Linked DNA regions of Homo sapiens: region 1 is linked to region 2. Evidence: read pairs that join two places in POLR2A ChIA-PET (ENCODE). Cell type or tissue: PC-9. All regions are shown on one strand. Each heading gives the region's core, and the rest is flanking DNA. Links, peaks and the distances in the headings are about the cores only. Region 1 holds the start of MIR298 (microRNA 298). Region 2 overlaps STX16 (syntaxin 16).

What was found. Peaks named below come from ENCODE experiments on the same cell type or tissue, not always from the same donor. Only the 100,000 strongest peaks of a DNase experiment are listed, where the experiment ranks them.
Region 1: POLR2A ChIA-PET joins it to region 2 with 7 read pairs; 4 of 35 experiments call an interaction of 5 or more read pairs at or near these places.

Annotation. Positions count from the first base shown.
Region 1 is chr20:58,817,635-58,820,445 of GRCh38, forward strand. It overlaps MIR298 (microRNA 298), which reads right to left and starts at 679; the gene lies at 592-679. MIR296 (microRNA 296) reads right to left here and starts at 60; the gene lies at 1-60. It also overlaps GNAS-AS1. In PC-9, for the core only: no CTCF peak of the experiment used is centred there; a DNase peak (open chromatin) is centred at 1,197.
Region 2 is chr20:58,655,522-58,658,332 of GRCh38, forward strand. All of the region lies in intron 1 of STX16 (syntaxin 16), which reads left to right. The region is part of intron 1 of STX16-NPEPL1 (STX16-NPEPL1 readthrough (NMD candidate)); the gene reads left to right. Among named protein-coding and RNA genes, the nearest start is that of STX16, 5.6 kb to the left of the region's middle. In PC-9, for the core only: no CTCF peak of the experiment used is centred there; no DNase peak of the experiment used is centred there.

The DNA of each region.
Region 1 (2,811 bases), core at 197-2,696, 160 kb after region 2:
CCACCCAACCCTCTGAATTAGGCACAACAGGATTGAGGGGGGGCCCTCTGGAAGGGTCCTTTCTCCTCACCTCCCACATGAGGCTGGGCCTGATTTCACAATTTCACTCAGGATCTTCCCTCCTCAATCCTCCCAGCCCTGTCCCATCTCAGTGGCCTGTGGTGGACCCCAGATCCACAGACACAGGCCCTCTCCGCACAAGGGCTCACGTGGTCCCCAGCCAAGGCCCCTACAGCACTTTCTACGGAGCCCTCTTCCCAAACATGCACATCCAGCTTGCCTCTCAGCCACCCCGCCTCCATCTCAGCTCCAAGGAGGCCTTGGCAGCAGGCTCGGGGCGCCATGGAACGGTTCACTGCGTCTCTGCCCTGGCCTCACGTGCTGCCGGCTGGCCTTGCCATTCATCTTCTGAAGGCTATTCTCTGATGGCTCTGCTGGCCACCTTGATCTGAGTGGCAGGTCTGTGCTAACAGTGTTTTGTGTGGGGCCCTGGGAGAAGAGTCCATGAACCACTGCCTAACTCAAGTGCTGCCACGGTGAAGCACCCCTGCCTAGTTCTGAACAGACGCAGCACATCAAAGGGGAGCCGGCAGCTCACTCCTGAGCAAAGCAGCAGGCTAGTTCCTCACAGTCAAGGAAAACCACTGGGAGAACCTCCCTGCTTCTGCTGAAGACCTGAGCTGCTTCTCCCGGGTCCCCCAGTGCTGACAGGCCTCTAGCATCAGGTCCATGTGGCTGATTCTGGAGATCTTTAGGAGGATGGGACTGGCTGTTGAGAACTGTCAGTATGAGTCTGTCTGGCTACTCTGCCTGGGAACATTCACTGAGACATAAAGAAGATATTAAATAGCTGGAAAATTAGGAACCCAGCTAGGGCTGGAGGGGAGGTCTTAGAGGATCATTCTGTAAGTGCTGCCGGGGAAGGAACAACGGTGAGGGCTCAGGCTGGCTCTCTCTAGGGTCCTCCACAGGAGGAAGAAGACCACAAATCTAACCAGCCTAGCAGCCCCAGATACACAGAGCACATGTGGACAAAGCTGTGGCTGCCTGCATTCCATGGGATCATCTTGTATGCAGCAGTAAGAAGGGTCTGTTCTATGACTGCTCTGCTGCCTTTTTTTTTTTTTTAACAGCAGCTGGTTTGGAGTCTCCCACGTATTGCCTGAGGTGGTTTGGTGGTAACCAGCTAACAAAAATCCTTTCATTTTAGGTGCCTGTGGGTGGTGTGGTCGCCACCAAGAATGAGTCAAGCCATTTCTAAAGAATCCACAGTAGGCTCTGTCTGACAGGGTGCATCTGGGAGGGCCTGCCGGGCCTTTATTCAACACTAGATACGCCCCATCTCCAATTCTAATGGACATGTGCAGAAAATGTGATACAGAAACCTGCAGAGCAGCCAGTTCCCAGCGGACGTCAGAGATCAGCTCTTACCTCAAGGATCTTGCTCACCAAACTCTCTTTGCTTATCAAACCTTTCTTTCAGAGGGCAAAGGTTAACTCCCATCTAGAAGAGGTTGAAGTACTATGGTTTTCAAACCAGGAACGTGGCACTAATGAGGCGGAGCTCTGGAGAGGCACAGCTGCAGAAGGTTCCAGGGACCCTTGGAAGCAGACAGGGACCCTTGGGAGCAGACAGGTTTGGAATAAAAACAAAGAGAAAAACAGGGCAAAGGATTAACAACAGAAATGAAACCAGGCGCACACACACTCACCTGCGGCATGATCGCCTGCGGTCACACTCCAACTTGATATCTTGCTTCCAACGGCCAGAACGGCCATCAGTGGAACTTACTTTCACGGGCAATCTTTAGGCTGTTGTTTATTGTTGATTTAAGAGAGAAGCAGTTATGGTTTTGAAAACATGGCCCTTTTTCTGATGGGGGGAGAGCAGGTTTCAATGAAATGGGTGTGGAGTCCCAATCTCCAAGGCCTTTGTGTCTGATCTGAGAGAAGCCATCTGCCAGAGTCAAATTCTTCAGGGCCCTCAAGAACAGAGGGCAAGAAGCCAGGCTTAGATAAGCCTTTTCTGAAGCCCTCTGGCTGGCCAGAGAAAGGAGGCAGGGCTATGGTGCTCCACTGATCCTGTAGGGCCGGGGCAAGGAATGGGAACCCAAGCAGAAACCAGGCAACCAACCAGGATTGTTTCCATCATGAAACAATAGAGCAGGCAAACCCATCTACCTCTGGTCCCAACCTTTGTCACGGACAAAAAACCCAGACCCACACAGGTGACCACGACCTCAGTGTGAGGTAGAACAGCTGGGACCCGGACTCAGGTCCAACAGGTGCCCAGGGCAAAGGGGTCCTCGCACCCCGCCCCAGGTGACCCTCCCAGAAAAGGGGTGCTGAATGCTCATCCGTACTGCCTCTGCGGCCGTGCCATCTAGTGGGGAGGGGCTTGGGCACTCTGTGCCCCACCAGAGCCCCCAGGTTCTCAATCTCCAGAGTTCAGACGCCCGCTCCAGTGGGGGCACCAGGAATGGCAAAGAGATGCCTTCACGGTGTTGATGGTGTGCGCCAGCCACCCATGCACATGACCTGGTGTTTCTGTCGTGGAACTGGAGATGCGGCCTTAGGTGCTGACCGCTGAGCCACACAGGTGGGGCTCACTTTCTCACCTATCAAGAAATATACATGGGAAACCCACAGAGCCCTGCCTCCTGGCCCAGCTGCCAAGACGAGGCTGAGCCGAGCCTCTAGAAGCACCAGGTAGACGAAGGGAGGGAGGCACCACAGTAACCGGAGCCATACCTGGCACCTGGACACCTACCCGAGGGAGCTCTCCAAGGGTGCCCCACCTAAGGCCTAAGG
Region 2 (2,811 bases), core at 2-2,501:
AAGGTCATTTGGCCTAATGTCCCCATTTGTGATAACCCCTCATGCCTATCTTATTTGGCCATGGTGTATGACAATGATGGAAAATGCCAGCAGCTCCATGATTTTTACCACTAAAAAGTCTTTGCCTGTTAATCCCAACTATTTGTGTCCTGGGGTCCTGCTTTTAGTTCTGTTCCTTCGGGTCTTCCTTCTGTCTGGTAACCCTGCAGCCTTGTTACCCAGAATTCTTTCCAGGCCTAGCATTCCCGGCTCAGAGTGGTTATGCTTTTTTCCTATAAATGATGTTTAGTTTTTCTGTATCCTTTTTAGATTTCAGCATCCAGAACTGAGCAAAATTCTACTTTTTTGTGTTCTTAGTTGTATTAAAGTTAGTAAAACTAATTGTAAAAAAACAGACAGGTTTGACTTTATGCACTCCTAACAAAATACAGTCGTATTTCCCATGCATTTTACTTTGGCCTCAGTTTTGAGTGCCCCATCACGTTCATGCCTCAGGGCAGCATGAAATAAAGGAAAGAGCACTGAGAATTGAATCTGAGAATTGAGGCCTAAGTCCTGTTCTGCTGCAGGCTCAGAGTGTGTCCTTAGGCAAGCCTTTAATCTTTTCGGACATTTTTTGCCTCATTTGTAAACTGAGGGGTTTGGGTTAGGTGATTTCCAGCAGCCCTATCGATTCAACAGTATTTTCTCAAGTTCTGTTTTAATACATTGTTTCTCCTGACTTTAGCTTTAATTTGAAAAGGAGAAATTCATAGTCAACAGTGTTGTAGCTGTCAGTCCAAGGTTACTGACAGAAATCCTTAGAAGTAGCCCCAGTACTGTGCAAAAGTAACTTTCACATTATTATGCCAGCCAAGTGCAGGTTTTAAGGTAGCAACTCATTCAAGCAGCTTGGCTTTAGGAAACTGAAATGGATTTATGAAGCTAAACAATTATTCAAAACAAATTGTAAAGTCATAAAGAAATGAATGAAAGGTAGATATTGAGATGCTCTTCTGATCTGATGAAATTCTGTATGGATTTGTGTGGTTTCCTTCGATCTCCGGGAATGGATCTAATATAGGGGTTGGAGCTACTTTGTTAGTGTTTACTGCCTAATCTATACTCTGCTTTAAAATAATGCATAATCTATAATTGGAAGCTAGCGTTAATTGGTCTTAGATTAGTTTGAAACATAAGCACATTATTTTTAATAAAATGTGTGCTTTAGGAAAAAGGAAATTAAGGATTAACTATGGTTATAAGAAACCTGAGGTCCTTATTCAGGCTTGACTACAATATTAGCTAAGATTTATGGAGAGTTTACTTTGTGCCTGGCTCTGGGCTAAGCCCTTTCCGTGTGTAAGCTCAGCTCATCTTCACAGTGCTCTATCAAATAAGTACTATTGTTTTTCTCAGATACAGATAAGGAAACAGATTTTAGAGGAGGTAGGAAACTGGCCCAGTGTCACCCACCTGATGGCTGGGGGCTGTGATTGGAACTCTGGCAAATCTGGCTTCAGAGCCCCGTGCTCACCTCCTGGGCCACTCTGGTGTTGGCTGCATTTTCAGAACTTGTGCTGCAGATCCTGGAAAATGGAAGGACCTATTGTTTTAAAACAATTTTTTTTCTTGCAATAGGCTAGCATCTTTCTTTATCTCACTTTATGAACCTTACATAGTCAATTTTAACTTGCAGATTGAAGATTCTAAGTTTTAGTACAAGCTGAGTCTGTTGGAAAATTAGTTCTCTGTCTTTAGAATCCAAGTATGAAATCATTATATATTTCTCTTTAGATCTACTTGCTTTTCTGCTTTTAAAGATTCCATGGGAGCAGTGAGGCTTACTTTGAGAATAAGGGTACTTTGTTGGATAAAAGTGAAGCAAACTTTTATTTTGGCAGTAACGGAAATAAAGTAAATATCACTATAGCATAGACCTGTGTTTCCAACTCATTTTGCTCAACTTTTCCAGACTTCCTGAGTAAACACAGATGGGTTTCCACTTATTTTTCAGTTTTATGTAGAAAGTTCTTTAGACTATAAATTCCACATGCTACTTGGAGTTTTCAGTGTTTGCTTGATTGCATGCCATTGGAAGGTCAAAAACCTAGATTTAGACATTATAAAGATTTAGAAGGTGATGATGTGTAGTAACGTGTTTTCATTTGGCTTTATTTTGGTCTTTCTTGATGGTAATTCTAAATGTTTTAATTCAGGTCTTGACTAAATTTCCTGGTAATTTGGTGGCAGACAGAATTTTGAAAGCCTTCTATTTTTAAATAGCAGAATGGTGGGGAGGGTCTTTGAAAAGGTGACCTTAATTTAATATTCCTGATGTGGTGGTAGCTGCCTATCACAAGTAATTCCCTGAATTGTTAATAAAATTAGAGAGGCTGGAGGGTGGGGTGGAAAGAGACCTGAACACCTGGGTCTGTCCCCAGTCTGACCATTAACAAGCTCTGTGGCTTCAAGCAATGCATTTATACATTTTGAAGCTTAGTTTTCTTATTTGTAAGAAAAGACTTATTTCTAGCCCTAGAATCCCATGATTCTGATTTCACCTCTTATCAACTAATAATTGTAGAAATCAGAAGATCAGGGTGTGTGTGCTCGGTTAATAATCCAAGAGCATAGGCACATGTGCAGCAGAGATTTTAACCGAGGTTTGCAATAGTACATCGTTCAAAGATTAAATGCCAGGGAGCCGCTGCAGAATAGGAAGAAGACTGAGATACTCAAGTTAGGGATTTTGTCTTGCATCATGTTTTATTAATAAAAGATTTTAATGTTCTCTTAATGTTAAGCTTTTAAAAAATAAAAACATTTTTT